4 separate regions of the Mus musculus genome follow, and all the other regions are linked to region 1. Evidence: chromatin loops called from intact Hi-C (ENCODE). Cell type or tissue: heart. All regions are shown on one strand. Links, peaks and the distances in the headings refer to the core of each region. The heading gives the core; the rest is flanking DNA. Region 1 overlaps Slc35f5 (solute carrier family 35, member F5). Region 2 has its middle 64 kb from the start of Actr3. Region 3 has its middle 53 kb from the start of Actr3. Region 4 has its middle 42 kb from the start of Slc35f5.

The links. Peaks named below come from ENCODE experiments on the same cell type or tissue, not always from the same donor. Only the 100,000 strongest peaks of a DNase experiment are listed, where the experiment ranks them.
Region 2: a loop joins it to region 1, with 6 times the contacts of the local background. A loop is called at or near these places in 24 of 42 quality-filtered maps.
Region 3: it touches region 1 in a loop (4-fold over the local background); 24 of 42 quality-filtered maps call a loop at or near these places.
Region 4: it touches region 1 in a loop (5-fold over the local background); 14 of 42 quality-filtered maps call a loop at or near these places.

Annotation. Positions count from the first base shown.
Region 1 is chr1:125,571,461-125,577,622 of GRCm38, forward strand. It overlaps Slc35f5 (solute carrier family 35, member F5), which reads left to right. Exons shown (of 16, transcript NM_028787.5): 7 at 853-1,043; 8 at 3,206-3,287; 9 at 4,712-4,799. Among named protein-coding and RNA genes, the nearest start is that of Slc35f5, 14 kb to the left of the region's middle. In heart, for the core only: a CTCF peak has its summit at 3,010 (motif pointing left); a DNase peak (open chromatin) is centred at 4,201; H3K27ac peaks cover 1,795 bases.
Region 2 is chr1:125,368,503-125,374,664 of GRCm38, forward strand. No RefSeq gene overlaps it. Among named protein-coding and RNA genes, the nearest start is that of Actr3, 64 kb to the right of the region's middle. In heart, for the core only: a CTCF peak has its summit at 2,456 (motif pointing right); no DNase peak of the experiment used is centred there.
Region 3 is chr1:125,380,022-125,386,183 of GRCm38, forward strand. No RefSeq gene overlaps it. Among named protein-coding and RNA genes, the nearest start is that of Actr3, 53 kb to the right of the region's middle. In heart, for the core only: a CTCF peak has its summit at 2,805 (motif pointing right); no DNase peak of the experiment used is centred there.
Region 4 is chr1:125,516,303-125,522,464 of GRCm38, forward strand. No RefSeq gene overlaps it. Among named protein-coding and RNA genes, the nearest start is that of Slc35f5, 42 kb to the right of the region's middle. In heart, for the core only: CTCF peaks have their summits at 1,158 (motif pointing right) and 3,006; a DNase peak (open chromatin) is centred at 3,129.

The DNA.
Region 1 (6,162 bases), core at 466-5,465:
GGTGCTAAGATTAAAGGCCTGTGCTACCACCACCTGGCTCTGTGAGTTACTTCAGTAAGTCAGCCTCAATATAAGGCACAGTGTTCATCTGTTGCTTCCTTTGCAAGGCATGAGACTGCAGAGAAATGTTCTGAATGCTTGCCTAGGAAAACAGTTTTCACAAATTAGCTAGCCATGAAGAATAATCAAAATAATGATTTACTGTAAATGCTAAAATAATAAGCATAGTAAAACCCTGAACCAGGTGGCCATGTATATATACTACTGTAAACCTTTTGTAGGGATTTTTAATAATTTAGGCTGTTTTTTTTTTTTTTTTAATTTTCAAGACAGGGTTTCTCTGTGTAGCCCTGGCTGTCCTGGAACTCACTCTGTAGACCAGGCTGGCCTCGAACTCAGAAATCCACCTGCCTCTGCCTCTCAAGTACTGGGATCAAAGGTGTGTACCACCACGCCCAGCCCCTCAGGCTGTTTAAATTTTTAAAATTACTTTTAAAATTTATTTTGTATTCCTGTATAGAGACCAGAGAACAACTTAAAAGAGTCAGTTCTTTCTTTCCACCATGTAGGTCCTGGGGAATCAAACTCAATGGCAGGGCTTACCCACTTAACCATCTTGCTCATCCTAGTTAAACTCTTTAGAACAGTTTATAGATTAAACCATTTTTTTCCTATTAGTTCTTTTGACTAAGCAAAGTTGCCCCAGGTAATAATATAACTAGTATTTTTATTGTCTTACCTTTGATCATAAGTGAACAGAATAGTCAACATTTATGATAAAATTAAACATTCTGTTTAATTTATGTTGGATCTGAGGGTTCATTTAATGTTTTGTATTGTTTTCTGTTTTAGCTCCCAAGAAGTCCCGTGTAAGGTTCAGCAATATCATGGAGATTCGCCAGCTCCCATCGAGCCATGCGTTAGAGGCCAAGCTCTCTCGGATGTCTTATCCCACTGTGAAAGACCAAGAATCCATACTGAAGACTGTAGGGAAATTGACTGCAACCCAAGTAGCAAAAATTAGCTTTTTTTTTTGCTTTGTGGTAAGTGTCTTTTTAAGATTTACTATTGCTGTGCATGTGTGTGCTGTGTGGGGGGGAGAGCGAGGGGTTGCTATAGCGGGCATGTGGAGGTCAGAGGACCCCTTGAGGAAGTCACTTATGCCCTTCCACATTTGTGTGTGTTCTGGGATTGAACTCAAGTTGTCAGGCTTGCATGGCAGGGCTTTACCTGCTGGGCCATCCTGCCCTGTTCTCTTTCTTCCTTATTTAAGATGGTGCACATACCAGCAGCAATGCAGCATTGAAATGTAAGGTTACTAGAGTTCTTGATAGTTTTTTTTAACTGCTGTCTGGAAATCTGGGGTGTTAGAATATCAAACTTAATGACTACTTACCATACCTCAAAGAATTATAAGTTAAGGTTGGGAGAGAGTTGAGCAGGTAAAGTGCTTACCTTGTGAGCACAAGGAGCTGAGCTCCATTGCTGGCCCCTGTAAAACAGCTGGGTGTGACGCTGCACACGTGTAACCCCAGTGCTAGGGAGGCAGGGACATGGATCCCTGGGCCCAGTGACCAGCTAGCCTGCTTACTCAGTGAGTTCCAGGCCAGTGAGACAGCCTGTCTCAGTGAATGAGGGGCAGTGCCTGAGGAAAGACAGCCACATCTCATGCCTGGCTTCCATGTGCATATGTATAAGCAAGGTGCACCCCACGTAATAAAGATATTTTAACCCAGCAGTCCTAGAACACAACACCTGCATAAACACACAGCTGCATGTGCACACAATTTGTTACCTTTGGAATTTGTCATTGCAGGGGTAAGTATGACCATGCTTAGCTTCTTTACATGAGTGTGGAATCTGAATTCAGGTCCAAAGGTCTGCAATGCAAGCACTCTCACCCACTAACCCATCTTTCCAGGGTCCCTGTGGTTAAATGTAAGACAGTTTCCCAAAATTTGAATTTAACTTAGATGAATCCAATAAAGCACGATTGGTGCATGAATAAACAAATGTTAAAGTTGAATTGATATTCAAGCTCTCCTTTACCTTCTTCCACACACACACAAAATCTCTGAATGCTGTTTTTTTTTAAATCTCTGAATGCTGATTTTTTTTAAATGTGTGTGTGCGTGCGTGTGTATGTGCATATATGTATGAGCAGTGTGTGCATGTGCTTGAACACAGAAGACAGTATCAGATTCCCTGGAGCTGAAGTTACAAGAGCAACAAGTGATCTTAGCTGCTGAGCCTTTTCTCCAGCTCTGAATACTTTTTCTTTCTTTCTTTCTTTTTTTTTTTTTACCAAGTTCCATTAGTTTTTTTCTTGTTGGTGATACTGGAGATTGAACCCAGGATCTGCATGCTAGACAAGTTCTGTTTTTAAAATTTTTAAGATTATTTATTTATTTATTCTTATTGCAATTTATGTACATTGTCTTTTGAGACAAGTTCCCACTAGCATGGGCTAGTCTTCAACCTATGGAACGTGTTATCTTCCTGATATTGAATGCTGGGCTCACAGGTTTGTGCCACTGTGTCTGGCTTAGAGTCTTCAGAGATTCAGATAGCAACATCTTAGGTATGACTATTAGTACTTGTTTTTATTTTGGGGCATGAGATTTTTTTTTTTTCAAAAAACAGTTTTGAAACCACTTATGGGGACTGGAGAGATGGCTCAGGGTTGAGAGCACATACTGCTCTTGCAGAGGACTAGAATTTAGTTCCTAGTGCCTACATTGGGTGGCTCACAAACATGATTCCAGTTTGAGGGATCTGACATCCTTTTCTCACCTCTGCTGGCACTGTATGCAAGTTCCCACACCCCACCACAGATACACACATAGACATATGATTGCTCTTGTTAATCTTAAAAACACAAACAATGGGCTGGTCGATGGCTCAGAGGTCAAGAGCCCTGGCTGCTCTTCCAGAGGTCCTGAGTTCAGTTCCCAGCAACTACTGGTAGCTCGCAAACATCTGTAATGAGACTGCTGCCCTCTTCTGGCCTGCAGGCACACATGCAGGCAGAAACTGTATATGTAATAAATAAATTAATCTTAAAAAAAAAAACTAAACAAACCTCATATAATAACAGTGCTTAGGAGGGTTGATGAAGGGACTGTAAGTTGGACTGACAGATATTGACAGATATAAATATATTTCATGAGGTTTCACTTTCTTTTTTTCTTTGTTTTTTGTTTAGTGGTTTTTGGCAAATTTGTCATACCAAGAAGCACTTTCAGACACACAGGTTGCCATAGTGAATATTTTGTCTTCAACTTCTGGTAAGAAGTGTGTCTTCAGAATTTGCTTTATAAATTGATGCATGTATCACTAGTGATATTTGCTTTAGTTCTGCTGTAGATTAGTTATTATAACTAATGTTTTGCAGGGGAGGGGAAGGGGCTGTTGCTGAGACTCTTCCTATTTAGCTCTGGCTGTTACATTGTGTAGACCAGGCTGGCTTTGAACTTGTGGCAATCCTCCTGCCTGTGCCTGTCTTCCATGTATGGTTCATGTATAACCATGTTTGCATGGTTATAGTTTACTGCCTGAACTTTAAACTATTGGTGATCCCTCAAGTACTTCGTGGTTCTGTGTTTGGCTATTGTTCTGTCTGTTCAGTGCTCAGATCAATCCTGGGCCTGTGCACACTTGGCATGCCTGCCACTCACTCTCCCATGAATACATGGCCCTCTGGATTTTATCCTGAAATGCACAAACATTTTCTAGGTTTGTGCTTGCTGGGCATGTACCCTGCCTTGAATCCCAGTGGGTTTTTTTGTTTGTTTGTTTGTTTTTTGTTGTTGTTTTGTTTTTTTATGACAGGGTTTCTCTGTGTAGCCCTGACTGTTCTGGAACTCACTCAGTAGACCAAGCTGGCCTCGAACTCAGAGATTTGCCTACTTCTGCCTCCCGAGTGCTGGGATTGAAGGGCTGCACCACCATGCCTGGCCCTGTGTGGTTTTTGCCCTGCGGTGTATGAAGGGTCTCTCTCCTAGCTCCCTGAGGGTCGTCTTACCCTGTGGTTTCCTTTCCAGAGGTCCTTTTCTAGATCCTTTCGGTTGAATGCTACCACTTATTTCATATCTAAAGCTTGCACTCGAATGGGGGTTTTATTTTTAACATTGACTCACCTTCCAAGTCTGGAAGATAAAATGTATTTTTGAAGCTGTGGAAATAACCTTAGAACGTGGGCATGACTGCGATGAGGTCATGGAGTTACTCTGCAGGCTCAACCTCATACTTACTAGTTTAAAAATAAGTAGGCCTATCCTTATCTGTACTGCTGGAATAAATGTGGCTTAGTTTAGAAGCTGTTCTTAGTCTGACTTTTGAACGTTTCCACTTAAGTAAATGCAGTATCAGTCGTTTAAAATAGAAAAACAATTAGCTTAAAAGTTAGGTACATGTAGCTCTGCAAGGTGGTAGGCAGCTTTAGTCTCAGCGTCTGGGAGACAGAGGCAGCTATATACATCTACATGAGTTGCAGGTCAGCCTGAAGAGCAGAATGAGTTTCAGGACAGCCAGGACCTCACAGAGAAAATGCTGTGTCTCAAAGTTACCCTTTGTTATCAAACCAAACCAAAAGAAAAGAACAAAAATTTCGGTGTGTGATTTGCTCGTGTCACCCTTGGTGTTAGTGATGAGGAATGTGAGTAGCAAGTAATCTTACCAGCATCTTTTGTCCTTCTCTTCCTCCCTGTAGGACTTTTTACTTTAATCCTTGCAGCTGTATTTCCGAGTAACAGCGGAGACAGGTTTACCCTCTCTAAACTATTAGCTGTAATTTTAAGGTAAGAATAACATATGCTAGTTTACTCTGCTTAGAAATATGGTATTTGGACTGGAAAGATGGTTCCGCACTTAAGAGAGCTTACTAGGACAGTTATGAGGACTGGGGTTCAGATGTAAGCACCCATGCATCAAACTGACCATTCCACAAAGCCTGTAGTGCCTTCTTTAACAGCTCCAATCCCCTCTTCTGGCCTCTCATTGCACACAGGCATATGTACCTGTAAATATATGGACACATACCCTTAGGTAGACACAAACATAAATAAGGTCTTTAGAATATGATGTTGGAACAATTTAATTTATGTTGTAATGGAGAAGCAAAGAAAGATGAGACCAAAGAAGGCTTTCTGTGGACATGATGCTGTTTAGCTCTGTGTCCTCTAGGGTAGCTGGAGGGAAAGATCTCAGGACAGCTGTGGTGCCCATTCACTGGTTCTCACTGACTGAGAAACTACTAAGGATTGGACTCACGTTCACATTTAGCAGTGAATGTAATCATCAGCTGCCCATCTCCTTTCCTGACACAAATCCCCCTTTTATGTTGTTTTCGCTTTGTTCTTTTTTCCTAGAAACCAAATTGAGTCTTTCCCAGTTATTTTAGCCTGTAGTGATCTTTCACTTTCTGTTTAATTCATCTGGCAGTTTTATCTCAGGGCACAGCAGCCACATTGTTAATAACTACATTTCAGTCTTTCATATGTAACTGTGAGCTGGTTTCTCCTGTCTTCTCTGCTGGGCTGTACATTTTTAAAGGCTAAAACTTGGCTTCATGGTCTGTGTGTTGCCAAGAGCCTAGCAGAGGGCTTTCCCTGTAGATAGTACTCAAAGGAGAGGCTTTACTTTGACAAACCTGCTATTTTTGGACAATGAGACAGCAAAAGAGGTAACAGAAGCACTTAATGATGAAACTGTTTCTTAGCAGTAGTAGCTGAGACTGAGTCAGAGTTCTGCTGCTTCCCTAAGCCCTGCTGCAGTTAGGAAAACCATAGCTTTCTGCTTGTTGTAGTTTGGAGCAGTGTCTATAAAGTATCTGAGGGACTTGAACTTGGCAAGTGTAGAAGACTGATCACTCTTATTGTATTGTATATTACAGCTTGTGGACACAAGGGAAAGCTAATCGAGGTTGTTTTAGTGATACTCTGGTTGACCCAACTAACGTACATTTAGTCTTCATAACTACCACGGAAATATTCTTTTGTATGCATGACTAGTGTTTTAGCCAAACATCTTTGTATTTTGGAAATATAATACATTTTTATTGAAGAAGTAAATGAGGTTTAAATTTTACCAGAAATATATGCTAACTTTTAACAGTACCATGTGATACAAGTTTTCTTAGTATCATTGGATAATGAAGGGAAT
Region 2 (6,162 bases), core at 324-5,323, 200 kb before region 1:
CACACAAGTGTACACACACACACACACACACGTGTACACACACACATGGCCTCAGGAAAAGATCTTATTCTTTTCATAAAAAGGACCCAATGTTGGGCCAGAGAAATGGCTCCCCGGGTAAAGGTGCTTGCCACCAAGTCTCGGGTAAAGGTGCTTGCCACCAAGTCTCACATCATGAGTTCAAACACAGAGACCAGCATAGGGAAAGGAGAGAATTCACTTGTCCTCTATTATCACCTCATACACCATGGCACACACACACAAGTAAATAATACATGGTTTGTTGTTGTTGTTGCTGTTGTTGTTGCTGCTGCTGCTGCTGTTGCTGTTGCTGTTTTAAGTAAGGCAAGCACCTGCTGCTGCTGTGGACTCACTGGCTGAATGTCCCTGCCCCAAGGTTACAAAGCTACACTGACTGAAACCTTGAAGAAATAACAGTGGCGACATCAGAATTTCCCTCCCAAGAAGCAGATATGAAGACATTGGCTCACCCAACCTCCTCTGGCTTGCCTTGCCAAGAGCTCTGAGGACCAGGCTGGACTGCAGGACAGAGAATCCAGACTTGGTATTGCAGCTGAATAGCTGCCCTGCTCCACCTCCCCAGTCCCCCAGCTTTATCTGTAAATGAAGGCTTCCATCTGCCTCTTCTTTTAAAAATGTATTTATTAGCATATTAATTATGCATAATAATGGGTTTCACTGTGACATTTTTCTATTTTTATTAGATATTTTCTTTATTTACATTTCAAATGTTATCCCTTTTCCTGGTTTCCCCTCCGAAAATCCCCTATTCCCCCTACCCCCTACTCCCCAACCCTCCCACTCCCATTCCTGGCCCTGGCATTCCCCTATACTGGGGCATAGAACCTTAACAGGACCTAGGGCCTCTCTTCCCATTGATGACCAACTAGGCCATTCTCTGCTACATATACAGCTAGAGCCACAAGTCCCACCATGTGTTTTCTTTGATTAGTGGTTTAGTTCCAAGGAGCTCTGGGGGTAATGGTTAGTTCATATTGTTGTTCCTCCTAGCGGGCTGCAAACTCCTTCAGCTCCTTGGGTACTTTCTCTAGTTCCTTCATTGGGGACCCTGTGCTCCATCCAATGGATGACTGTGAGCATCCACTTCTGTATTTGCCAGGCACTGGCAGAGCCTCTCAGGGACAGCGATATCAGGCTCCTGTAGGCAAGCTCTTGTTGGCATCTGCCATAGTATCTGGGTTTGGTGGTTGTTTATGGGATGGATCCCCAAGTGGGGCAGTCTCTGGATGGTCATTCCTTCTATCTCTGTTCCACACTTTATCTCTGTAACTCCTTACATGGGTATTTTGTTCCCCATTCTAAGAAGGATTCTGAGCTTCTGGGCTAATATCCACTTATCAGTGAGTGTGTTCTTTTGTGATTGGACTACCTCACTCAGGATGATATCGTCCAGATTCATCCATTTGTCTAAGAATTTCATAAATTCACTGTTTTTAATAGCTGAGTAGTACTCCATTGTGTAAATGTACCACATTTTCTGTATCCATTCCTCTGTTGAGGGACATCTGGGTTTTTCCAGCTTCTGGCTATTATAAATAAGGCTGCTATGAACATAGTGGAGCATGTGTCTTTATTACATGTTGGAGCATCTTCTGGGTGGTATTGCTAGATCTTCTGGTATAACTATGTCCAATTTTCTTTTTTAAATGTATTTATTAGCATTATTAATTATGCATAATAATGGGTTTCATTGTGACATTTTCACACATGTATACAATGTACTTTGATTACATCCACCCTGTAACGCCCTCTTATGTCCCTCCCTTCTGGTCCATAACCTTCCTCTTGCCACCCAGCCTCCACTCCCCTTTCCCCTGTCTCCTTCATAGTTTTGTATATGACCCAATGGGTTTAATGAGGGTTGCTTGTAGAACATGAGCACCTTGTCAGAGGCTACACAAACCCCTGAAGAAGTGTCTCCCCTTCACCCAACAGCCAATTAGCTGTCAATCGTTCAGCTAGGGGTGAGATTCCCTGTGATTTAAATGTGACTGTGTGTCTATATTTTCCTTTGCTAAGCCTGGTGACCTTGTCTTTCAATGGCCTGCAATAGCTATGTAAGATCAGGCAGAAATAATCCTGTTAGAAGCCACAAAGACTCAGAGACTGTTTGCTGTTTTCCAGTGACTTCCCCTGTGCATACTTGCTTATCATCCTTACTGAGAAGGTATTTCCACCTGAGGCCTCAGAGCAGCCGAGCTGCAATTTTTGTAATGGCATAAAAGTTGATTACTCAACGCAAAACCCCAAACTTTCTGCAAGTTTAATTTGAACCATCAGTGTCGCTGGAAACGCTCTTTTGAGAAAAACCCTGGCTTGTATGCCATCCTAAGGCCATGAGGAGCCCAGTGTTTGGGAAAAAGACAGAAGACATGTGTTCAGTTAAACCCTGTCTGTGGAGACCTGGGAGCAGCGACAGCAACTCCTTTGTCCACTAGAGGGCAGCAGATTGACTCAAACTAAAGCCAGTGATCCCTAAACCTGTAGTAGACACCAGGCCCCATGCTAATCGCTGGTGACACTTTTAAAGAAGACAAGTGAGAGTGGTAACGTTTTCCTCATGGAATCATACTCCTCACACTTAAAGGACTATTCTTAATTCAGAGATTATCTTTTCCACTCTTCTGTGATTAAGCATATTTCTATGAATGAAGACTTGTTTCATTGTCTATGACTAAAGTTCTCAAGAAATCAAGTAAATAATGGGAGCCTTCTGATGTTCAGGAATGCAGGAGCAGGCAAGATAGCTCAGTAGGTGAAATGGCTTAGGTGGTAAGTGTACTTGACAGTCTCAGCTGGGTTCCCAGATCTCAAATGCCTTGTGTGCATTTGAGTACGGAGCCGTCAGCAAGGCGAGTTTCTATAACCAATTTGATCTTTAGAGGCCTGGACAGAAGCACATAAGCAGGAAACCCCATCTATTCCTTCTTTACCTAGGAACCCACAGGTTACCTTTTTATCCCAGGGATAGATCTTAGAGTATGGGAGGCATAGGCAGACTATCGGAAAACAGATAGCTGAAGTACCATCTATAACATAAGCTAATGGACTGCAGAGCTGTCTATTTGAGACATGTCCTTGTTTGATGAGTATGCGTGTCTTTGTATTTCGCATCCTGTCATGTAATATCACCATGTGAAGGAGGCAGGTCAGATTAGCTGGTGTATGATTCTGGGACCTTAGTGTGAAGCTCTGTTAATGGGATTTCCAGTTGTGTAACTGCTGCTATGGAAATAGGGGCCACGCAAGTCAGGTTCAGGAAAATCAAGGCAGTCCTGGCTGATTCAGTTTCAGTCCTGGTCAAAGGCCCTGTTGCCAGGCAGCTGTTCTGTAGTGCCAGGTGACGGCACTCTGCTGCTGTCCGTTGGGACTTCTGAGCCTTCTCTCCACAAGCTCCAGCCTGCCTGAAAGTGGGGATATAGTCTCCTAGAGTCCAAGGCTTCCCCTACTAGCAGTAGTTCCTTCTAGGGGGGCTCACAGGCTCTACTCTGGCATCTGTAAAGTCATCTTCCTCACCTGCTTCCCCTAGTGAACTTAGGGTCACGGCCTGTACCACCAAGGGGCCAAGTTCAACTACGAATCCTTACAACTACCAACCTTTAAGAAGACAATTGAAATACTAAAGTTAATAGTAAGAAGCAAGAAGAGAAGTTCAATGTGGCTACATTGGGAAGAAGAACAGACATTCAGTCCTCAGTCCCCTTTGTCCCCCATGTATGTGTGTGTCTGCCTCTCTAGCTCTTTCTTTCTTTGTATGTTTTCCTCTCTGTGTGTCGCTCTCTGTCTCTGTCTCTCTGTCTCTGTCTCTCTCTCTGTCTCTCTCTCTCTGTCTCTCTGTCTCTCTGTCTCTGTCTCTCTCTCTCTCTCTGTCTCTCTCTCTCTCACACACACACACACACACAGAGAACCCCATTCATCTTTTAGGTCCTGGGGTGAGATTCAAGTTCAAACAGAGAACCAGGAATGTGAACCTTTAAGCAGCCCCAATCAAGAGTGTGGTCCCACTGCTCTCTGGACTTCAGTCTCGACTTGTAAGACAGTCTGACAAGCTGTGAGTCCATTTGAGGGAGACCAGTTCCCCAGCTGGCAGACTGGCCCATTTTCCTTCTCTGGGGATGAAATTCCTACAGGCATCCCCATTTCTTTGGGACCCATTGCTTTTGCAGTCTGAGGGTCATATTGAGAGACACAGTGCCTCTTTTGAATATGTCTACTTCTGCCAAGTTGCTTACACTTTTACCATGTTTCTCTAAGCTTAGCCCTCGGGGTCTTTCTCCTGCATATCTCCTTATCCAGGAGTCTGCCTTCTGCGTGGCTTCCCACACCAGAGTAAGAAAACCACAAGTTCTCATTGCGATTCTGCTACTTGCATGCTGTCCATCATGGGTTGTCCTGACAACTTATTTTCCTTTCATGGTAAGCATGATGGGCATCTGATTCCACAGCATGTCTGCGAGGCAGGAAAACAATGTGAATTTCTGCAACCTGAAACTTAATTCCTGGTAGGAAGGTACCATCTGCTGGATGTTTTTGAAACTGCTCACGCATGCTTTGTGTTGGGAAGTCAAGAGTTGGGGCCAGCTTGCTTGTCTGAATACCGCTGGGACAAGCATCTTCTGTCTTTGTGTCTGGGTCACCTCACTTTATATTATATTTTCCATCCATTTGCCTGCAAAATTTTGTGATTTCAATTTTCCTTACTGTTGTATTTTATAAAAAGGATAAAGAAGCCAGGGATATAATTGGTACAGGTACAATATGGTATGGGGAAAAGGGGTGCCTCTGTGGACCCATGCTGAGGCATCCCTTCCCCCTAAGGGACTAGCCACAAGACAGTTTAGTATAGAACAGAGTTTATTTAGGGCATGGGGAGGGCAGTTAAGGGAGTAGAGACAGAGAAAGGCAGGTAGGAAGGGAAGGAGGGAGGGAGGGAGGGAGGGAGGGAGGGAGGGAGGGAGGGAGGGAGGGAGGGAAAGACAGAGAGACAGAGACAGAGTGGGGAGAGGAGTAGAGGCCAGCCATGAACTCGTAGGGAGAGGCGGGTAGGGGAATGTGGAGAAAAGGGACAGACAGGAAGGGAGTAGGAAGAGCAAAAGTGAGGAGAGGGCAAGCATCCTCTTTTATAGTGAGTCAGGCACACCTGGCTGTTGCCAGGTAACTGGGGCAGAGCCTAGACAAAATGCCAACACTTAGAGCTAAATGAAGTTCCTTTGTGTGTATGTTCCACATCTTCACTATCTATTTATCTGCTGATGGGCATCTAGGCTGGTTGAATTTCCTTGCTATTGTGCATACAATGAAGAAGAATGTACAAGGTTCTCTTCGGGAGAATATGGAGTCTCATGGTATATGCCCCAGAGTGGTATAGCTCCAACCTATCAAAGTTTTATTTTGCCATAATGAAACCTAGCAGTGTGTATGTTAATTCAATTTTTCTAAGATGTATTTTTTGTGTGTATGTATATATGTGTTATCTGTGCATGGATATGCCACATAGGCTCAGGGTGTCTACAGAAGCCAGAAGAGAGGGATGGGGGCAGGGTCATGGTAGCAGGAGCCTGAGGGAGCTGGTGGTATTGTGTCCAATCAGGAAGCACGCTGGGGCTGGGTGGGCTTTCTCCAGTTGTTTCTTTCCAGTCTCCCAGTCCATGGCATGGTGTTGCCTGTGGAGGTCTGGTCTTTTCCTATGTATTGTAGTGCTAAATACTTGATCCCAAGGCCTGGTTGCCCCCCAAGGACGAGAGAATCTGTACATAGATCCACGCAACTCTATGTGGTCTTGCCCCTCAAGTTATCTTTTTTTTTTTTTTTTTTTTCCTGAGACAGGGTTTCTCTGTATAGCCTTGGCTGTCCTGGAACTCACTTTGTAGACCAGGTTTTGATTAGTGACTAAAATGCAGACAGCCTCTAGCTGGGCAGAATTGAAATAAGTGGGGCTTGGGGTTTCCGGGCTTGAGGTCTGAGAAGAACCACAAGGAGAAGGAGGAGAGAAGGAAGATGCTATGGGTTAGGTGAGTCGTAAAAGAAAAGCCATAGGTGCTGGCCAACTGAAGTTAAGAGCAGCCCAGAAGGAACACGGCAAACTATAATTTGGGGTTATTAATGGGAAATAGATTCTAA
Region 3 (6,162 bases), core at 521-5,520, 190 kb before region 1:
AAAAGTAGTAATGATGAAGTCTGTAAAATCATGTAAAGAAGCTATCACTTTTGGCTGGGAGTTCAGTTAGTAGAGTGCTTGCCTAACATACTGAAAGCCCTGGGTTCTATTCCTAGCACCATATGGTGATACATGCCTGTAAATCTGGCACACAGGATGTGAAGACAGGAGAGTAGAGAGTTCAAGGCCACCCTCACTACACAGTGATTTCAAAGCCAGTTTGAGATACATGAGACCCCATCCAAAACAAAAAACAAAAAATATCTAAGCCAAAACAATAACAAAAACTACCTGCCACTATCACATTGTGAAGGAGTAGAAAAGTCTCAAACCAATGCTTTCTGCCCAAAGCGTCAACAAACACATTCATGTATCTATATTCCATGTGACTATATCTATGTCTGATGCACTAGGAATAATGAGAACAGCTGCTGGTGTTCTCAAGGACTGCAGCGTCCCTCTAAGAGCTATGCAGATATCTATGTCTAGTTGGTAATTACCAGCACAAGACTATACCAACAAGACCAGTCATTACTCCATCAGGCAGAACTTAAGTGGATTCTGGGGGTTATCAGAAAATGTAAAATGGAGAGGACATGAAAGTGAGAATGGGGGTGCTTTGCAGGGGGGAATATCAGTGGTAGTGGTAGAGCTGGGCATGTATGTGTTTAAAATAAGTTGTATATAGGCATGAAATGGTCAAAGATAAATAAAAGAGAATAGAGACAGAGAGGGGGGAGGGAGAGGGAGGGAGAGGGGGAGGGGGAGGGGAGGGGGAGGGGAGGGGGGAAGGGGAGGGGGAGGGGGAGGGGGAGGGAGAGGGGGATTGATTTGTAGTAATCCCAACCTTCCTGAACACCACTAGAACCTCGGAATTCGGGCAATAAAAACATCCCAGTTCCACTGCCTCCCAACTGTTGTGCCTCCAGAAGTCACAGACTAATTCTAGCACTGTCTGCTTGCAGGCGTCATGCTGACCATGAAGCCAATGTGATCTGCTGGGAGCTCCTTTTGCACTAAAGATGTAATTCTGAAAATGAACGCAAACACGGCTGGATACAAAGCCTGGCATTTCCCAGTCTCTCCTTCCCAAACAACCCAGCCAATGCTGATCTTAATTGTTAATGCCTTGTTCTGTCCCAAATTAATCTGATCAAAGGACTTGTTCCCAGTGTCTCTTATTAACATGGCTTAGTTTGGTTCCTAACCTGGGGCTCTCTGCCAGTTGCCACAAAAGCAGTGTCATGGTTACAGATTGACTCCTGGCTTATGGATTGCTCTTGGTTGGGGGTGACAAGGACAGAGGCACAACTTCATGCTGTCACCCACAGTAGCTTAAGGAGTTCCTTCACCATTTTTAAAGTGTATTTTTGTTTATTTTAATGTGCAGTGGACCTCAGGGAGTGATTAGAGGTCAGAGGATGACTTTAAGGAGTCAGTTTTCTCCTTTCACGTGGGTCTCAGGGATAGGATTCAGGTGCTCAGTCATTGTGTTAGTTGGGGTTCTCTAGAGTAACGAAAATTATATAATATATATGGAATATATTATTCAGGCAGAACTTAATTATGTATAACTCTTATATATAATTATATATATTCCATATATTCTTGTGATGATTTCTATATGCTTGGCCCAGGGAGTGGCACTATTAGGAGGTATGGCCTTGTCGGAGTAGGAGTGTCACTGTGGGTAACGGCTTAAGATCCTCATTCCAGCTATCCAGAAGTCAGTATTCTGCTAGCAGCCTTCAGATGAAGATATAGAGCCCTCAGCTCTGCCTGCACCATGCCTACCTGGACACTGCCATGTTCCCATCTTGATGATACTGGACTGAACCTCTGAACCTGTAAGCCAGTCCAATTAAATATTGTCTTTTATAAGACTTGCATTGGTCATGGTGTCTGTTCATATCAGTAAAACCCCTAACTAAGACAATTCTCTCTATATATAAGAGATATATATATGAAAGATGATATATATATATATATATATATATACATAAATCTCTCCAGCCTCCTTCCTTTGTATCTTTAGTTTTGACATAGAAAACAAATTAGATTACATATATGGGTATATATATATATATATATATATATATATGGCCTTATTAGAATGATTTACAGGCTGTGGTACAGCTAGTCCAACAATGGCTGCCTATGAATGGAAGGGCCATGAATCTGGTACTTGTTCAGCCTGTGAGGCTGGATGTCTCAGTTGGTCTTAAGTATATGCTGGAATCCCAAAGAAGGCGGCTCTCATGTCAGTAAAGTAATGAACTTGCTAGTGAGGACAAGCAGGCGAAGTACTAGGTTTCCTTCCTCAACATCCTTATACAGGCCCACCAGAAGGTGTGGTCCACATCAGACATCTGTCTGGATTAGAGACATGTCTTCGCACCACAAAGATCCAGATTAGAGGTGGGTCTTCCCACTTCAATTGACTTAATTAACCCAAAATCCCTCACAGGTGTGCCCAGCTATTTGGGGGTTTTCATTCCCTCCAGATGTAGCCAAGCTGATAGCTAAAATATCGATCGCAGTCTTGGTAGCAAGCACCCTTACCCACTCCACCGTCCCATGAGCCCGCCTTTTAACATGTATTATTACTGCAGCAAAACATCAGCTCCCACGCCACGGTGTGCGCGTGGGAATTAGAGGACATCTTTATGGAGTCAGTTTTCTCCTTCCACCTTTACAAAGGATCCAGGCATCAAACTCAAATCAAGAGGCTTAGTCCTTGTCAACCCCTCCCCCCATATAGTCATAGGAACTTAAATATTTGGTCTCCAGTTCTCCAGTTGGTGGCGCTGTTTTCAAAGGATTTAGGGGGTGACCTTGATGGAGAAAGTAGGTCACCGAGGGCAATTATTTTTTTAATCAAATTTATTTACTCACCTTACATCCCAAACCCCCTCCTCCCAGTAATTTCTCATGCAAGTTCTTTCCCCAATCCACCTTCCCCTTCTCTTGAGTATCACCCCCAACCCCCTAACAGGCCCCCAAGACCTCTACCTCCACCTCCTGAACATCCAATCCTTGCCAGACTAAATGTATCCTCTACTGAGAGCCATTTCTAGTTCACTCTCTGCGGTTAGGAAGTGAGCTCTCGGCTGCCTGCTCCTGTCACCAAGCCTTCACCCCTCCATCTTGGACTCTAATGCTCTGGAACAGAGAATACAAATAAACTTTTTCTTCTGTAAGGTGCTTTGGTCACAGTGTTTTACCCGTGGCAAGCATGTTACTGACTGTACATCTGGCTCTCCCTCCCTTAACCCTTTAGGGACCTTGACTCACATAAAACAGGATGCTTGGGTTTTTAATTTTTTTTAGAAAACATTTTTTTTTAATTATGTGTATGTATGTGGGTCTGTGTGTGGTTCTATGCACCATAGTGTTAGTGGCAGTGGAGTTGCAAGAAAGTTGTGAGCCAGTTGACGTTAAGTGCTGGGAATCAAACTTGGACCCTGCACAAGAGCACAGTGAAAGGTATATTTTGAATCATCTCTTCAGCCTCCTTTGCATCCTTGGTTTTTGACACAGAAAACAAATTCAATACAAGACAGCATAGAACAGAGGCGGGAGTGGTATATAGTATTGATTTTAAGCATGCACCTTAGAAGAAAGAAGACACTTAGCAAGAAAAGACACATGTGAGAGCATGGTATAGACTTCTCTAGGAGAGTTCCTTAGCTTTATAATGGCTATATGCAGGATTTGTGGGGGGTGGGGGTGGGGTAGACATACATTGGTCGTTCTGAGCCTGGCTTTTATTGCTTAACGTGATCACCTCCAGTGTCATTAATTCTCCTACAATGAAGTCACCCTGCTCTTCTTTGTGAGTGCATATAACCACATCTTTATCCGCTCATCTGTTCGTGTGCATTTAAGCTGGTTCTATGATCTCACTATTGTGACTGGTGCTGAATTAAACTTGGACTTGTAGGCATCTGGGTAGAAGCTTAGATTTCTTTGGCTGTATCATCAGGTCACATAGCTGGATCATGTAGCAGTTTCATCTCCAGTGGGATTATTTACCTTTTTATTTGTAGTGTATCTTTCCATGCTTTCTTGTCTGTCCTTCAGGGTTCTAAAAAGGAATCCAATGCTATTCTGATGTGCTTTAATTATTTTTTTTACTTGTGCATGGAAACTTTCATGGTGTGTGTATGCATGTATGTGATGTAGTATATGTGCATGCCCAATGCCATGCATGTGGAGATCAGAGGACAACTTTCAAGAGTTGGTTCTCCCCTTAGGTTTGCATGGTCAGTCAGTGCCTTTACTTGCTGAGCAATGCCACCAGCCCATAATGAGTTTATCTTGACAGGTGAGTTGGCATATCCCCTTACTAAAATCTTTGCTTTCTATTTTAGCGATCTCAACCATGATGTGTCCTGAAGACACGTAGCTCTTCTCCGGTGGTGTCTACTTGAGGCTCTTAATGCCTCTTGGGTCTGGAGTGGATGCTTCCTCCAGCTTAGTTCTTATTTTGCATCAGTCCTCTTGGTGAGGCATCTTCATGTGAGATCATGTTCCAACTATCACTTGGGAAGGGAAGCTGACTACAGAAACAGACTCGATGACGTGGTGGCAGTGCTGGCATTATCTCACAGTAGAGGACACCCGGGTGCTTAACCTGTGTCCTCAGGAAGGCTCAAAGGCTGCTTGTAAAAAGTGAAGTTTGGGGCTAAGGAGATGGCTCAGGTCTTAAAAGCACTTGCTGCTTCAGAGGACCTAAGTTTGGTTCCCAGCAACCACCCATGTTAGGCAGCTCACAACTACATATCACATAGAACCATATATAATAAATACAATATAATATATTTGTATTGTATTATGAATGATAATAATATATACATATAATAATAGCCCCATAAAACTACATTTATGACATTAGCTCTAGAGCTGTGGTTCTCAACCTGTGGGTCACAACCCCTATGACAACCCACTATTTCTAAAAAATACTTATATCACAATCCATACAAGTAGCAAAATTACAGTTTTGAAGCAGCAATAAAAATAATTTTATGGTTTGTAGGTCACCATAATATGAGGAACTGCCTTAAAGGGTTACAGTATCAGGAAGGTTGAAAGCCCATGATCAAGAGGGATCTGATGATTTCTTCTGGCTTCCACGGGCACAGGTACTCACAAGGCAAGCTCATGCACAGATGAACACATAAAAATTCATGTGCCTGTTAATACCAGCATTGGCCTGAGGACTGAGAAGGAGGCTGGGGACGGGGCCTGCCAAGTACTCTAGCCAAAATGGTGAGCCCTGGTTCAACGAGAGCCTCTGCCTCAAAAATTGTGGTGGACTCACTTGTGGTGGTGTTGGTAGGGTTCGCTGAAGAGGTGGAGACAGAGAGATCACAAGTTTGAGGCCAGCCTGGGGTACATTTTTGCTAAGCACTGGGATGCAAGTCTTTAATCACAGCACTCAAGAGGCAGAAGTAGGAGGCCAGCCTGGTCAACATAACAAGTTTCCAGCCAGCTACATAGGTTTCAAAGGGAGACCCTGGCTTTAAAAATGATTTACGGTGGAGAGCAGAGTCACTTGAAATTGGCTCTTGACCTCCACATTCAAGCACAGGTAAATACACACACACACACACACACACACACACACACACACACACACACAACACCATGCACAAAACTTTTAAAAGGTACAACCTCAGCAGTATTTCTTCCAAGTTAGGCTGCAGTATTTCTCCCTTGGGTGCCTTTTTTAGCCATCTCTGCAAGTTGGGGATGGACTTAGTAGCCAGTCTTAGGTCATTCAAACAAGTACAAAGTATGTATGTCCTTCCTGCTGAAGGGGGTTTCAGCATGGGGCTCTACTTTATAATAATATTATCATTTATGTATATCTACATAACCAATTATAAGTATCAATAGCTACTATTGTCATTATTATTACATTTACTTTGCTAACTTGGGGAGGGGTGCATTTGTGGAGATCAGAGGACAGCTTGCAGGAGCAGTATTTGCCTTCTACCCTGTGGATCCCAGGGACTGAATTCTGGGTGCCAGCCTTGGTCATCAGGTTTCGTGGTAAGTACCTTTACGGGCTGAGCCATCTCACTGGCCCTGGAATCTACTTTCTAATGGAATCCCCCAGTCAGACACTGACTGCCAACCAGTTAACACTTGTGTTTG
Region 4 (6,162 bases), core at 828-5,827, 55 kb before region 1:
TCTCTCTTTCTTAAAAAGATTTGCCGGGTATGGTGGCGCATGCCTTTAATCCCAGCACTTGGGAGGTAGAGGCAGGTGGATTTCTGAGTTCGAGACCAGCCTGGTCTACAAAGTGAGGTCCAGGACAGCCAGGGCTATACAGAGAAACCCTGTCTCAAAAAAAGAAAAAAAAAAAGATTTATTATGTATGTATACATGCATAAGAGTACACTATAGTTGTCTTCAGACACACCAAAAGAATGCATTGGACTCCCTTACAAAAGGTTGTAGGTCACCACGTGGTTGGTAGGAATTGAACCCAGGACCTCTGGAAGAACAGTCAGTGTTCTTAACCTCTGAGTCATCTCTCTAGCTCTGGGGTCCATTTTTAATGTGTGCTGATTTTCCTTCACTGATTCTGAACACTTTGTTTTCTTCACGTTTTGAACTGTAACTGTTTTATGTGTGTTTCTAGCTCCCAACCTGTACATCTAAATCCTACAGTCTCCAAATAGGCCAATCAGCAACAAACCCTAACCATGAATTATACAGTATTTCAAGGAAATGAATATATTCCTCAAAACCCTCTACTACTCACTTTGCCTGATATCCTCCCTTCTTTACCTTTACTTTCTATTCAGACCTATAAACCAGGCTCCAGCAGACCACGTCCCTTGATGATTGACTTTCACCCAGTAACTTTCCTCCATAGTAATTATTACACTACGAGTCACTCGCTCAGATGTGTGATTATCTGTCTACTGTTATTCTTGCTCCTTTGATGTCTGAGATCCTTGAGGCTGGAGATTAACTGTGTTGTTTTTAACACCCTCAGCTTCCAGCTCAGCACTGTGCACATACCAGAGTTTAATAAGTAATGTTTAAAGAAGAAAAGAACCAAAGAAATATATATTCTTCTTTGTTCGTTTGTTTGCTTGCTTGAGACAGGGTTTCTCTGTGTCATAGAGTCCTGGCTGTTACAACTCTCTTTGTAGACCAGACTGGCTTGAATTCACAAATATGAACCCACCTCTACCTCCCAAATGCTGGGATTAAAGGCATGTACCACCTCACCCAGCTAGAAATATATATTCTAAGTCATTTTTAAATGGCTTATTTTTATTTATTTATATTCATTTGTGGGTGTGCTTGGGCCCACAAGTGCGGATGACTATAGAGACCAGCAGAGGGCGTCAGACTCATTGGACCAGAAGTTACAGGCAGTTGCAAGCCACCCAACAGGATTCTGGGAACTGAACTTCAAGAGCAATAAAAACTTGTAACTGTGGATCATCTCTCCAATGTTAATATGCATAATTTTAAAAGGATTTATATTTTTGTGCGTGCAAATGTTTGTACATGTGTGTGTGTGTATGCACAAATGCACCTATGGCAACTAGAAGATGGCTATTGAGGGTCCTCTGTCACTCTTGGCCTCTTCTGAGGCAGGCCTTTGTCTCAGCTAGGCTGAAAGCCAGTGGACCCCAACATCTGTCTGTCTCTGCCTCCCTTGGAGTTAGACTTACAGGTATTTGTATAAATACTGGCTCATTGTGTGGGTGCTAGAATTCAAACTCTGGTCCTCACAATTTTGCAGCAAGTGCTTTTAATTGCTGAGCCATGTCTCCAGCCCCGTCTCCTCCACCTTTAACTGTCCCATACCATCTTTCCATGGATGAAACACAATTAAGTGTCTTTATGTCTTATCTTTATATATCCAGGTTGTTTTGTGTTTTACTATGGTAAAAGATTCTCAAATGAACATAGTCATGGTTTCTGTGTGCACGCACATGTTTGTCCAGGTTCATGTACGTGCTTGTGGCTTCTGTGTGTATGTGTGTGCATGTGTGTCCAGGTGTATGCAAGTGAATGTGGAGGCCAGAGAACAACCTTTGGGTATCAGGTGCCACCTGTAATAATAATAATAATAATAAATAAATTTATTGTTGTTGTATATGGCATAATATTATATAATTATATATTAATCATATGTAATATGGTATGTATAATATACAATGTATCATGTATAATATTATCTATAATATTAATAGTGATTATAATTATTATTATTTAGAATGAGTCTCTTATTGACCTGGAATAACCCCAAGTAGGTTAGGCTGGCTGAGTATCTCAGGAATCTACCCTTCTCTGCCTCACTGGTGCTGGGAATACAGTAATGTAAGTGAGTGCCAACACTCCTGAGCTTTCTCTTTCTTTCACTCTTTTCTCTCTTTCTTTCCTCCTTTCCTCCCTGCCTCCTCTCTTTCTCTCTTTCTCTCTCTTTCTTTCTTTGTTTCTTTCTTTCTTTCTTCCTCCTTCCTCTCTTTTTCTCTCTCTTTCTCTCTCTCTCTTTCTCTCTCTTTCTCTCTCTCTTTCTTTCTCTCTTTCTTTCTCTCTTTCTTTCTCTCTTTCTTTCTCTCTTTCTTTCTCTCTCTCTCTCTCTCTCTCTCTCTCTCTCTCTCTCTCTCTCTCTCTCTCTTTCTTTCTTTCTTTCTTTCTTTCTTTCTCCTGAGTACTTTGACCAAACTCAGTTCCTCAGTTTGCAAGGCAAGTGATTTCCCAACTGAGCCAGCCCAGTCAAATTGTGTCTTTTATTTGGTTTGCATCCCTAGATAGAACTGAAATTAATGGCTATTTAGGGGAGTTCCTATTATTAAATATGTCAGCTTTCCATTGCTGTGACAAATTGCCTCAGGTAAAACTTAGAGGGGGAAAGATTTGTTTTGGATCACAATTTCAAAGGTTTCACTCCAAGCCTTTGGTTTGAGGACAGGAACTTGGCCATGAATGTTGACAGAACCCACGGCTTTAAGAAGGGCAATGAGGTCATTGTGTTGACCCAGTAGCATCCTGGCTCTGGGTGCATCAACACTGATCATAGAGCCTGTGCCTTGTTTGTCTCCTGGAACCCTTCCCTTCCTATCCTAGGCCAGCAACACTTGTAGTGTTGTCTCTGGGCCACGGTGTGGTGCTAGTGGGCTGGGGCATCATGGGAAATGAATACCTCTAAAAAACGTGCAGTAGAGCCAGGCTGTGCCTCCTGTAGTTCTACCTGAGCCAGGACAGAAGGACGAATGCAGGACTGGAAACCCTCTGACTTTATCACAAGAGGGCAGCAACAACCCTGTGTACTTTGTTCCTGTACAGGGTTGACCATAGAACTGTCAGCCCCACCCAGGAACCAGGAAACAGCTAGCTAGAGTAGGAGCTTAGGGCAACGGGCCAAGGTTCCAGAGTAGATAACCTTTGCCCTTGTTCTGACTTGCTTTCCCAATATCCTTAACCACCCTAACTCTTCTTTGTACACTGAGCTCTTCTGTTCCAGGACGCCAGCCACTCAGCTGTCTCTGCAGACAAACCCTCAGCCCTGGTCCACCATCCATTCTCCCTGTTCCCACAGCTATCACCAGGCCTGTCGCTGTCAAGCCCACCTGTGTGTCCATAGACACCAGCTGATAAATATCAGCAAGGCCATCACCTCGAGGAAGCCAGGATGCAGAGACAATGGGAGAGCAGGGGGCTGAGAACAAGTTATTACAATCTGTGAGGGTATATCCTCAAGGCCATGGTCCTTTTAAGTAGGTCTCACCTCCTGCTTCTATCACTTCTCACTATCCAATCAAATTATAAACCCAAGTCAGTAGATTCACTCATTGATGACATCAGTTAGTCAGGTTCTCCCTAACCCAATCACCTGGCAACTAACCAAGGGTTAGCACATGGCCTTTGGGGGTAAATTTAGATCTAAACTGGACCAGCATGGTAGTACACGTGTTTAATTCCAGCACTTGGGATATACTTTTAGGGACAAAACTATAGTACAAAAAGTTACAGACTAGATGTTAAATGCCTCCTGTAAGCTCTTGTGTTTAATTACTTGGTCCCCAGTTACAGGCACAGGGAATATAGTATATTTAGGAGACAGAGAATCTCTGGAGAAAGTAGAAGGTAGGATTTCAGTTTCTGTTGTTGGCGTTTGGTTGCTTACGACAGAGTCTTATAGTATAGCCCCTGCCAGCTGGAACCGACTATGTAGACCAGGCTGGCTTTGAACCCAGAGATTTATCTCCCCTCCTGAGTGCTGGGATTGCAGATGTGTTGTACCACGCCTGGTTGCCTTGAGGTTTCTAGCCCAGCACAACTTTCTGTTCTGTTAACACTCTGCCTCCTGAAGTGGGTAGGATGTGACTAGGCATAGCCTGTTCCTGCCAGCATGCCTTCCCTGGCATACAGGTCTGAATACCTTCTCAAGCAGTGAGTCAACCCAAACCCTTCCTCCCTTAAAGTTCTTCTTGGCAGGTACATAGAAAAGCAACTAACAGACACAGCTTTTGTTTTAGTGTGCCTTTCTCAGAGTTAGCCACTGGGAACTCTCCATCTTCCTCTAAATACAAGGAACTCATCCCTTTAAAGGTAACCCTACTCCTTTATCTTGGAATGATTGGCTTTGACCTTTAGAATGTATAGAAATGTGATTATCAGATAAAACAGAGATGCTCAGTTGTGCTATAGTCTCTCTCTCTCTCTCTCTCTCTCTCTCTCTCTCTCTCTCTCTGTGTGTGTGTGTGTGTGTGTGATTTTTGTACCAGTCCCTGCTCTGAACACTTTTGGGGGGAAGTCTTGAGTTACAGAGATGAAAGACTCCTCCTCTGTGATCCATAACAATTAATTTCACTCAAAATTGAATTTATGTTGGTTATATAACTCTTGGGACGTCCCTAAGGATGGAGCGAGCCATCAAGAAAACCGACCACATGATTGAAAGGTTGGAACTTTGCTCCTACCCCAGACCTCTAGAGATAGAAGAGGAGCTAGAGAACAAATCTATCCACCAACAATCAATGATTTGATTAGTCAGCCTCTGCCTATAACAGAAGTTTATATAAACCCCCAAAGAGGCTGGGAGTATAGCTCAGTTGGCAGAGGGCTTGCTGAGCATGTCCAATGGCCTACGTTCACTCATCAATAGTACATACAGTAAACATGGTGATGCAGGTCTGTAATTCCAGAACCGAGGAAGTGGAGACAGGAGGATCAGAAGTTCAATGCCATCCTCTGGCTACCTAATGAATTTTGAGGCCAGCATGGTGTGAGACCCTGTCTCAAACCAGTATCAAAAACCAAAACTAGGAAAAATGAGAGGAGGAAGGAAGGAAGGAAGGAAGGAAGGAAGGAAGGAAGGAAGGAAGGAAGGAGACTGGCCTCCATCTTAAGAGAAACTTGGTCTATAGCTGAATCCAGGCTGTACCCAACTACCAAGAATGACCCCGTAGCTTATCCTTGGCCCATATCCCAGAGTTCCTCCCTAGCTACTTCCTAACAAGAGTCAATCCAAGATTAGGCTGCTTGTTTCAGATGTTCTTTCAGATCATTTGCGATTGTTTATGGTTTTGCTTCAGAGCACCTACCTGCTGGCTTACAATAGTCATACAACTAGATGCGTGCCAGGCTGAAAACCCCCTTGCTTGCTCGCCATTTCCTATAAAGCCTTGTCCTGCTGAGAGCTCGGGGCTTCACCCTCCAGTTCTGCTGTACCAGAGACTGCACGGTTGTCAAAGGTTGAGCTTGAATAAAGAGACCCTAGTGCAATTGCATCGGAGTTGGCTCCTTGGTGGTCTTTTGGGGCTCACAAATGCTTCCTGGCATAACAGAAGGAAGGAAGAAAGGGTAGGTGGGTGGATGGATGGATAGATAAACACAGGCCTGGCCATATTCTTTCTGGGGTATGCATCCAGGAGCTGAGAAAATGGTGATCCCGAAGTGAACAGAAATGCCTGAGCCCCGACCCTTATTCCTTACCCTCCAAATCTTTTTCCATTTCAAATTTCCCTTGCAGCCCTTATATTTTCCTTCATGATAAATTGGAAATGTGAAGCAAACTTCCCTTGGGTTTGTGATCCTTTCTAGCAAACCACTTAACTTGAGGAAGGGAAGATGAAAATCTCAGATGTGTGAGTCAAGTCAGACAGAGGACAGTTGTGTGTGGCTGAGCCCATTGGTAGGGTTTGTGTTAATTCTAGACACCCAGTTGGTCTTGGAAGAATTAGATAGTTACACAGGGAAAGAAATCCCTCATCTTTGGTCTCAGAAATGTGTGATTAGTATTGATAAACAGTAGTTTTTCCTTTCATCAGCTAAATTTGATTGAGACTGAACTAGTCAGTATTCTCTAAAGTAACAGAA